3 separate regions of the Mus musculus genome follow, and regions 1 and 3 are each linked to region 2. A link is a contact called in ENCODE Hi-C or POLR2A ChIA-PET data. All regions are on one chromosome and are shown on one strand. Each heading gives the region's core, a stretch centred on a gene start or an enhancer-like site at or near the end of the contact. The rest is flanking DNA. Distances are from core to core; before and after follow the strand shown. Region 1 holds the start of Gak (cyclin G associated kinase). Region 2 holds the start of Pcgf3 (polycomb group ring finger 3). Region 3 holds the start of Slc26a1 (solute carrier family 26 (sulfate transporter), member 1).

Region 1 (3,146 bases), core at 501-3,000, 170 kb before region 2:
TTGTGAGCCGCCATGTGGATGCTGGGAATTGAACCCCAGCACTCTGCAAGCACAAGAGCTCTAAACCACCGAGCCATCTCTTCAGCCCTGATGCACTCTTTTTATGATTTCACCCCTTCATCATTATAAAATAACTTACTCTTGGGCAATATCTTTTACTACCACAAGAGAATGTGTTGGTGGAGGAAGAGCACGGATTCAGTTTTAAATCTGTATGTGTTCATACATGAGGTGGGATCACGAGAGACCACAAGATGCAGTTCCAGTTAAAATGGTCTTGGAATGGCATCTACTACAATGCCATAAAATTGATCTATAATTACATGATTTAGAAATTTCCACTTGTCCTAGGTCATGCCAGCAAGAGTTTATGGTGTCAAGTTTCACTATACGCTGTAGTGAATTGTTCATGATGTTTCTCATGATGTTTTAGGTCTCTTGAAGGCTACCAAGCCTCCAATTCCCTACTTTTTCCTTTTGCTTTCAGATTTATTTTCCTTCTAAATAATGAGATCTGAAGCCACCAAAAAATAAAAAATCCCTTCAACTTCATTCCAGTAATAACATAAAGTTACCTGCAACTGCAAGCCGTAGCTACTTCCTCCTCCCTGCATCTTATAAGTGATTCTCTTATAGAAAGGTGCCATTTCTATACCAACACTACATATCCTCTATCTGGATGTGACTTGACTGTCCTACTATTCTGAGACAGTACTCCTCTCCACTATACTGGAAAGACTTCACTCTTTCCCATTGGCTTTAGGCTGCTCAAGTCTCCCATCTAAGATCATGTTAACACCACACTGCCCTTTCAGCTCCCACACTCTTCTTCACAAATCTCCTCAGTTACCTACAGGTACCATCTCTACTTCATCAGTTCTTTATTCCTCCAGGTGTTATCCAAAGCTTCCACTTCACCATTTCTAGGAAACTACTGTCTCACCTACCACGTACCTCACTGTATACTAATGATAATCTTTCATTTCTTTTCTACTTGACTTTTTAAAGAGCAGGTAGCGCCCCCCCCCCCCCCAAGGCGTATTTAATAGCATACAATCCTGGGACAGTTAAGATGTTGATTTGGGCTTAAGGATCCATTTTTCAGTCCAAAAGCACAAACTCTACCCAAGGCTCTGCAACTTCATATGGCTTCAGAAACCTCGGAGGTACAGAGACGAGTGGGGAATCCCATGACTTTGCCTCACCTGAGATGGACAGCTCTAAGTGTTTGACATCACACGGGATTCTGCGTCCAGTGCTGCCAGGTGACTTTTGTATACACGTTGTGAAGCTTTCTCCCGCCCCCTTTTAAAACTACGTTTTTCGGTCTTAATTCTAGCAACTAGTTCATCCTCCCCCAAACCTGTGTGGACCAAAACATAAGTGTCTGTGGCTCATAGGCTGGCTGCTTGTCTGCAAGATACCCTCCTCTCCTAAACCGGGCATTAGGGACACTTAGGGTGGGCTCCAGGCCTCGCTTTACCTTGAGGCGTCAGGCGCGAGCGGCGGGCTCTGGGGCGGTCCGCAGCGCGCGCCCAACGTCCCGCGACGCTCTAGCCACCTAGGCTGGACCTGGGCCAGCGGAAGCAACCAGATGAGGTTAGGGTCAGATGGCGACAGCCCTACCTCCGTGCCTCCTAGGAGCTTGAGGTCCGTAGGATCGCACCCTCTGCGCCTGCGCCTGCTGCTGCTGCTGGCTCTGCAGAAACACGCGCCCTTCCGCCTGCTGCGTCAGGGCGGGGCCGCAGCGTCGGGACGCAACTCGCTCTCTGATTTACGTCACGGCGCGGGCGGAAGATGGCCGGGTTGTTCGCCCGCAGCTGCTAACCCGGCAGTGCGGAGCTGGAGCCTGGCTCCCGCTGCCGCGGAGCGGCCGACGCCATGTCGCTGCTGCAGTCTGCGCTGGACTTCCTGGCGGGCCCTGGTTCTCTTGGCGGAGCTGCGGGCCGTGATCAGAGTGACTTCGTGGGGCAGACAGTGGAGCTGGGCGAGCTGCGTCTGCGGGTGCGGCGGGTCCTGGCCGAGGGTGAGGCGTAAGGCGTCGCCAGGCCGCGGGAGGCAGGAGCAGCCCAGGAGGGTCGCTGCTGGGGTGTGGTTCGAGTCAGGGCGCGTGACGGTCACCGCTTTAAGCAGGGGCAGCAAGGAGGATCGTGTCCAGGGTGTGAATCAAGTCTGAGACCTAGAGAGTCACGACTGAGGTGTGGGTCAGATCAGGGCCGCAGGGAGTCATCTCTCCGGGCAGGGTCTGCGGGAAAAGACACTGCTGGGATGTAAATCAGGCCATCGCTATGAAGGGCCACTGCTGGGGTGTGAATCAGGTCGGAGAAGGGTCTTGCCAGGAAGAGAGACCACAGGGGCTTGTGGGTTAAGGCCTTTGGTGGTGATTGCAGAGGATAGACTGCTTCGGGTTGCACACTTACTTCCTGGTGGGTAGAGTTAGTAGTACAAGGGTCATGCTAGCAGGTGGTTATCCAGTAAAGGAGGCTTGGGTCTGGAAGGACCACCTCTGCTTAGGGTCAAAGCTGTATCTGGGGCATATACAGAAAGATTCAAAGGTGGAGTCAGGTCAGAAGGTGAGCACAGTCACTCTGGGGTCATAAGCTGTTATTCATTGTATCATATCCAGCGTTGTTGTTGCATCCCGAGGACTGTCTTGAGATGGCAGTGTTTGTGCTGCTGAGTTCTGGGGCCTGTAGAGTCTTCCCTTGCTTGATGAGGTAGAGGATAGACTGGGGCCCTACAGTCTTGTTTTCTTTTATAGCCTAAGTGCCTCACCTATTGAGTTTTTTCTGTAGTGACCTCGTATAAGGTACAGGAAACAGAGCCCGTAGCTGTAACCTTTAAGAACCTTGCTTGAGCCGGGCGTGGTGGCACCCGCCTTTAATCCCAGCACTGGGGAGGCAGAGGCAGGCGGATTTCTGAGTTCAAGTCCAGCCTGGTCTACAGAGAGAGTTCCAGGACAGCCAGGGCAATACAGAGAAACCCTGTCTCGAAAAACAAACAAACAAAAAGAACCTTGTTTGATAGACAGTTCCATAGTTCTGTGTCTTGAGGTCAGTCTGAGTTTGTAGCTTCCTCACACAGGCTCTGTAGTCAGCTTGTGTGATGGAATCGTGTTTTCTCTTTTATGATTTTTTTTTTTTTAA
Region 2 (3,069 bases), core at 567-3,066:
GAGAAACAAAAACTCTTTCCTTTCTAGGAGAGAAACAGGAGTGTGGGTGCTAGGTGTTCATCTATTCAAAAGGCCCTCAGTCCTCTCTGCTCACTGCCCTCACCTTCCTACCTATTCCTGGAAGGCCTCCTCCCCACTGGACACCTAGCCTCTAGCCTCTCTACACCACACCCTCAAGACCTGCTGGGAGAGGAGGAAGGAGGGTGAAGGTACAGCCACTGACCTGGGGTCAAGACTAGGGAAAGGCACAGTCCTGTAGGAGCTGGGGAGACCAGACGAAAGGCAACTTGGAGGCTTGGGGCATGAAGCAGCAAGCACAGGGCATGCCCTTGATACCTGAGTCCTTGGAGCCCAGCTGAGCTCCAACTTTGCCTTGCAACTGTGCTGAGAGCCTCACCCACTCTGTAACATCAAGAAGCTAGGGGACCTGTGGGGAGTGTAAGCACTTCATAGCAAAGGTTCCCTGTGGCTGGGCTGATCGAAACCTCCCAATGCCTAGTAGTCTTTTCAGCAGAGTTCGGGGGTCAATTACTAGAGTCCTAGGCCCTCCCTGCCTTAAAGTTCCAACTATTATCTAAGTAATCCCTGAGGACCATCCTCACGGTTCAGCTCCAAGGCTTTCATTTTAAAGGGACCCACCTTTGGTCCTGTTTGTCCTGAAGCCTATCTATATTCTGAACTCTCCTCACAGTTCACCCTCAGGGCCTCAAACTGCTCAAAGGACTGCCACAGTGGTCCAGATTCCTTTGAGCCAGCCTTGATTTCCCAGCTCTCTACAGCCGATTTGTCCCTGGGAGATCTGACCTTCCTATGGCCTTGTCCCAGCACCCTGGCCCTCTGTGGGGTGGTCTCAGGGTCTTAACCCTCCTCTGTAATCTATCATTAGTTGGCCCATCTAAGTGATTCTGCCATTTTCTAAGTCCTGCCAGGTCCTGGGAGCCATTCTTCCTCAATGACCTTTTCTAGACTCTTGTCAGGTCTCTAATACTGACCCTCCCCCAAGTGTCCATTCCAAGAGTCGGGGCTCCACCTGTCCTGGGGTCCCAGAACTATGGGAGAGCTGCCCAGTCCTAAGGACTGTTCAGTGAGTAGCCCTCAGTAATTCTGGCCTGGTCCTGGGTCCTGCCTGGTCTGCGGTCCTGATCCCCCTGGATCCAGCCTGGCCCAGACTCCTGTTCTTCCGGGGTCCTGTTCTCTGGAATCGTGCCTGGTGCCAGGTCTAGCCGGACTGAGCTCCTTGTCTTCCCTAGGTCCTGTTTTCTCGGGGTCCAGACTGCTCGGAATCCACCTCGGCTGCTGTTCTGCCTGGTCTAGGATTCTGCCCACCCCGGTCTAGCCTGGTCAAGGGTCCAGCCTTGTGCAGGCTCTTCCCCGGGTTCTGTCTGGTCCAAGGTCCCTGTCCTCCCTGGGTCCAGATTGTTCCGGGATCCAGCATGGCCCTGGGTTCTGCCCTCCCGGGGTCCAGACCTGCGAGAAGTCCTGGCCTTCTCGCAGGCTTTTAGGGTCCCGCCTCCCGGGCCTGCCGGGGGCGCTGGGCTCGCAGCCTTCTGCCGCCCATGGGCCGAGGCCCGCGGCCTGAGGAGCGGGCGCGCGGGCCAGGCCAGGCGGGGCGGGCTCACTGACCTGCGTCTCGGGCGGCGGGCGAGCGGGCGCACGCGGGGGCTCGCCGGGAGGGGGAGGGGGCGCCGCTCCCTCTGGGTCCCCCCCAAGAGGAGGAGAAAAAAGCCGTGCAGAGTTTAAAACAAAGAGGCGGAAATGCCCGAACCCAGCCGAGTGCGGAGTCGGGGGCGCCGCGGCTGGAGCATGCGCAGTGTGTGGCTCAGCTCCCACCTCGCAAACGAGAGAGGCGGGGCCTCTGAAAGGCGGAGCCTATAGGGGTGGGGTGCAGGAGGGGCCAGAGAGCGCAGGCGCGTGCAGGCAGCAATTGACTCAGGAAGCTGGCTCGGCGAGACAGGCAGGGTGGAGCTCGGGGGTGTGGTCACAGGTGAGAGGTGGGTCAGGAGGCGTGGTCAGAAGCACTACCTGGAGAAACTCCGCCGGGTTGTTCAGGACGCGCGCTGACAGGCAACTGCATGAGTTAGGAACGAAACCGGAGTATCTAGACCACGGGTTTCCTACCCCCATAAACCTTCTGCTTACATTTTTGTCCTTTCTTGGAATCACTGTGGACACAGAGAGACCCTTATGCTGGCCTTTCGGACCGTGGAAACCCACAATTTGTCCGTTGTCCACTGTGCATTGTGACTGGCAGAGGGCATAAACTGAGAAAAGAAAGTCTGTTCTTGTTTGTTTGTTTGTTTGTTTGTTTACTTGTATTTTCGAGAAAGGGTTTCTCTGTGTTGCCCTGACTGGTCTCGAACTAACATAGATCCGCCTGCCTCTGCCTCCCAAGTGTTGGGACTAAAGGAATGCCCTACCATGCTGGACTGGAAGTCTGTTCTTAGGAAACAAAGTGGTTGTGGCAGCTGTATGCTAGACAGGCGGTGGGACAAGGAAGCAGCAAGGTGGCCAACCAGCAGGTGTTTGGGAGAAGGGGCATGCAAAGAATGAGGTTGAAAGGGGTTATCGCCTTTAATCCCAGCATTTGGGAGGCAGAGGCAGGTGGATTACTGAGTTCGAGGCCAGCCTGGTCTACAAAGCGAGTTCCAGGACAGCCAGGGCTACACAGAGAAACCCTGTCTCAGAGAAAGAAAGAAAGAAAGAAAGAAAGAAAGAAAGAAAGAAAGAAAGAAAGAAAGAAAGAAAGAAAGAAAGAAAGAAAGGAAAACAGAATAGGCACCCAGGAAGGCAAATATACTCTACTGAAGCCTGGCAGCCTTTGTATCACAGAGAGACTACTGATGGGGGAGAAGGTTGAGGGAGAGTCCTAGAATAATGGAGGATCTGGTGTTGGTATTAGAGGTAGCAAAGAGGTACTGTTGAGAAGACCATGAGCAGGCCTGGACTTAGGGCACAGATCTCAGGAAGTCATCTAGCTTGACAGACAGCTAGACCCTTAAACCACTTGTCTTCACATGGGCTTGTCATGCCTTAGGTAAGACCATATTCAGATGTCATTCTAGGTCCAGG
Region 3 (3,170 bases), core at 187-2,686, 210 kb before region 2:
GCCCTACAAAGGTAGGACAGAACAAGTTAAAACCCTGGGGCCCTAAATAGGCTCTTCTAGGAACAGGAGGCCTTCTTGGAGAGACAGGACAGCATCCAGGTGGGGTGCCTGAGAGCAAAGGTGGAGGAGTACCTACACCATAGAGCATCCAGCCCAGTGTCAGTCAGGCTTTCCACTCTGGCCTCTCCACTCACATTCCATTCCCATCTCACCCACAAGTGGGGCTGGGATCAGGCCCATGGCTGGCAGGAACTGGACAAGACCTGTCAATGTCCCAAAGAAGTGTCCAACCTGTGAACTGGAAGGAACTCTGAATTCTTATTGTCCCCTGACCTGGAAGAATGAAGTCTCAGGGTCCCAGATGGTTCTGTAAGACAATTGTTGATCCTAAACCCATTCTTAAGACCTTTGGGGATAAGAGGAGTAAAACACAGCTTCACTTTGCGCAGCCCCAAAGCAAACTGCCCACTGTGCTGGGGCCTATGGAGACAGCAGACCAGACTAGCTGGCCTTCTAGCCATAATGAAAAGAACTACCTCCATCATGGGAGAGCACCCGGAATACAGGAGCCCACAGAAGACAGCAAGACCGTTACACAAAACTACTTACTCTTAAACACAATGTGAGAAACTCATTGCTCACTACAAGATGTGGATCTGAGGGTTCTGACCAGCCTTACAGAATTTAGGGGCACGCCTCAAGTCTGAGATCTCTGGTTACTTAAGCTAATGTTAAAGGGACATTTAGCTCTAAGCTATTCTTACAAGGCAAGTCTCATGTCCTGCAGAGGTACGTGGGGGCCAAGTACCTCACCAGGATTACAGGGGGTCAGTACTAAGGAGGGGAGGGAAGGAAGGGGGATGAAGCTGAGGGCAATCTAGAATCCCTGCTGCAAGGGAGGAACACACCTATTTTGATGCCGACAGGCTGTGCACAACACAGGTGTGTGTTCACTCACAAGTATGTACACATACAACAGTAGCCTTGCGCATGCACTGCCCTCGGGAACATGGAACAGGGCCTGAGCTTCAGCTTACTCCAGCCAGAACAGTCTCCATGATGGTGGAAAGAAGATAACCAGCATCTGGGGAGGCGGAGTCAGCTGTATTTGACCCCAGAATCTCATGATTTCACGCAGTTCCTCTGGGGCCTCACACTCAAGTAACCTGCCTCAGCCACTCCTGTCTCCACCTCCTCTTCCTCATAACAAGACAGAAGCGGCTGCACCTGGAGCACCCACCCCTCTGTAAAGGGGAGTTTATCTCATGCCCACATAACCGTAATTACTTGTGAGCCTCTGATTATAGTACAACTTGCTGGATTAGCTCACCGGATTAGCAGCTCAGGTAACATTCATTTGACTGGGAAAACCCATGACTCAGCTATCTTTTGGGTAAATAATTTAACAGTGAGCCCAGCGGAGTATTCTCCACAGATCAGCCTCAGAGGTGCCTGCCAACCAGCTCTCTGTCTGTTAAGCCAGAGTGATTGGAGGATCAGCCCACCAGCAAACTGCTGCCCCTGGATATTGCAAAGCCTTCAGAGCCGGCCAGGTGCCCCAGGTAAGAACTGTCCCTTGTACCCATACAACAGGACCCAGAAAAGGTGGCTTAATGGGCAGAAATAGGAACCTAGATTGCCATTTCTCTGGGGATTGTTCAGATACAAGGCAGGTGATACTTATAGTCCTTCCTCCACACATCTGAGCCCCTAGACACTTGGGGTGAGCCTCAGAGTGTTCAATGACCCTTATGTATCATTGTTTTTATAATGTTACTCAAGAGCTAGAATGCCTGCTAGACAACCACCCTACCAGGGAAGCTGCTATCCCAGTACCCAGGCCAAGCACAATTGGCTCCAACAGTCACCACCATGTCCTGGGTTGCAAGAGAACAGAGAGTGTTTGATTAATATTACAAACAAGCACTTTGGAACCTGTAAACAGGACCAAGGCCATCACGTGGTCAGCACAGCCTGAGAATTTTTCAGTACCACAGCAAGGTCAGAAGGGGCTAGGACAGCCAGGCCAAAGGTGGACATCTGTGAAGCAGTGTGCTTGTTCGGTGTACTTGAGCCTCTGAGAAGAGATTCAGCACTTGGCATAATGGGCACACTGGTTCCACAGCACACTAGTGCCTGGTGAGACACATTCTAAACTCATGAAGAAGGCTATCAGAGACCAAGGGCCCTAGCACACACAATATACAAGGTCTTCTGCCAACCTCCAGGTCCATGGTGTTCACAGGAGAACAGGTGATGGCTTGTGAGAACTCATGTAGAAGTTGGGTGTCTGGCAGAGACCCTTGCCAGACTGGGTGGGTGGGTGGGTGGGTGGGTGGGTGGGAAGAGGTTGGAGTTCAAGTTCAAGATGCATCTGCCTCTACTGTCATTGTGGCTTGGGCATATGTGGGCTGGTGGAGGCCTAGTCTAGCCCTTGTAGGTGATCTTCAGAATGCTTTAGACAGCAGACTTCACATAGGGGCTGAGTTAAGTAGACCACAGAGCACTGCTGGGGTTGAAGCTAGGTCAAATGTCTCCCTGAGGCATGCTGCTGCCATAAACACCTCTCACAATAAAACTAGCATCTTGGAGCTCAAGGCCTTATATTCACCCACACAGAAGTACAACCTCACGTCAGTAGGACAGGCTCTGATATCTGATGTCTGTGTTTGGGTGGACAAAAACTCACTGTGAAGCTGGCTCCTGGGCTCTGAGGGCCTAGACACCTAACCATGCCCATTCCCCCTTGCAGATAAGCCAAAGAGCCTGGTGTGACAGGATGGATGCTTCTCCTGAGCCCCAACAGAAGGGTGGGACACTGGTACTGGTCCGACGGCAGCCCCCTGTGTCCCAGGGCTTGCTGGAAACACTGAAGGCCAGGCTGAAGAAGAGCTGCACCTGCAGTATGCCATGTGCTCAGGCTCTGGTGCAGGGTCTGTTTCCTGCCATACACTGGCTGCCCCAGTACCGCCTTAAGGAATACCTAGCAGGTGATGTCATGTCAGGATTGGTCATTGGCATTATCCTGGTGCCACAGGCCATAGCCTACTCACTGCTGGCTGGGTTACAACCCATCTATAGCCTCTACACTTCCTTCTTTGCCAACCTGATCTACTTCCTCATGGGCACCTCCCGCCATGTTAATGTGGGCATCTTCAGCCTGCTGTGTC

Evidence for each region. Hi-C counts contacts between places; a loop is a spot of excess contacts on that map. ChIA-PET counts read pairs that join two places held with the same protein, here RNA polymerase II (POLR2A).
Region 1: POLR2A ChIA-PET joins it to region 2 with 22 read pairs in embryonic stem cell. The contact joins the promoter of Gak here to the promoter of Pcgf3 in region 2. POLR2A ChIA-PET finds 5 or more read pairs at or near these places in 3 of 5 experiments (Patski and embryonic stem cell).
Region 3: a loop to region 2 is called in a map of T-helper 2 cell, with 2.1 times the contacts of the local background. The contact joins the promoter of Slc26a1 here to the promoter of Pcgf3 in region 2. A Hi-C loop is called at or near these places in 1 of 37 maps with a recorded cell type or tissue (T-helper 2 cell). POLR2A ChIA-PET finds 5 or more read pairs at or near these places in 3 of 5 experiments (Patski and embryonic stem cell).

The regions. Positions count from the first base shown.
Region 1 is chr5:108,628,381-108,631,526 of GRCm38, reverse strand. It overlaps Gak (cyclin G associated kinase), which reads left to right and starts at 1,750. Exons shown (of 28, transcript NM_153569.2): 1 at 1,750-2,026. The coding sequence starts at 1,882. Tmem175 (transmembrane protein 175) reads right to left here and starts at 1,717. Exons shown (of 11, transcript NM_001163532.1): 1 at 1,627-1,717.
Region 2 is chr5:108,460,006-108,463,074 of GRCm38, reverse strand. It overlaps Pcgf3 (polycomb group ring finger 3), which reads right to left and starts at 1,816. Exons shown (of 11, transcript NM_172716.5): 1 at 1,624-1,816.
Region 3 is chr5:108,673,631-108,676,800 of GRCm38, reverse strand. It overlaps Slc26a1 (solute carrier family 26 (sulfate transporter), member 1), which reads left to right and starts at 1,436. Exons shown (of 3, transcript NM_174870.4): 1 at 1,436-1,562; 2 at 2,753-3,170. The coding sequence starts at 2,780. The region is part of intron 3 of Idua (iduronidase, alpha-L); the gene reads right to left.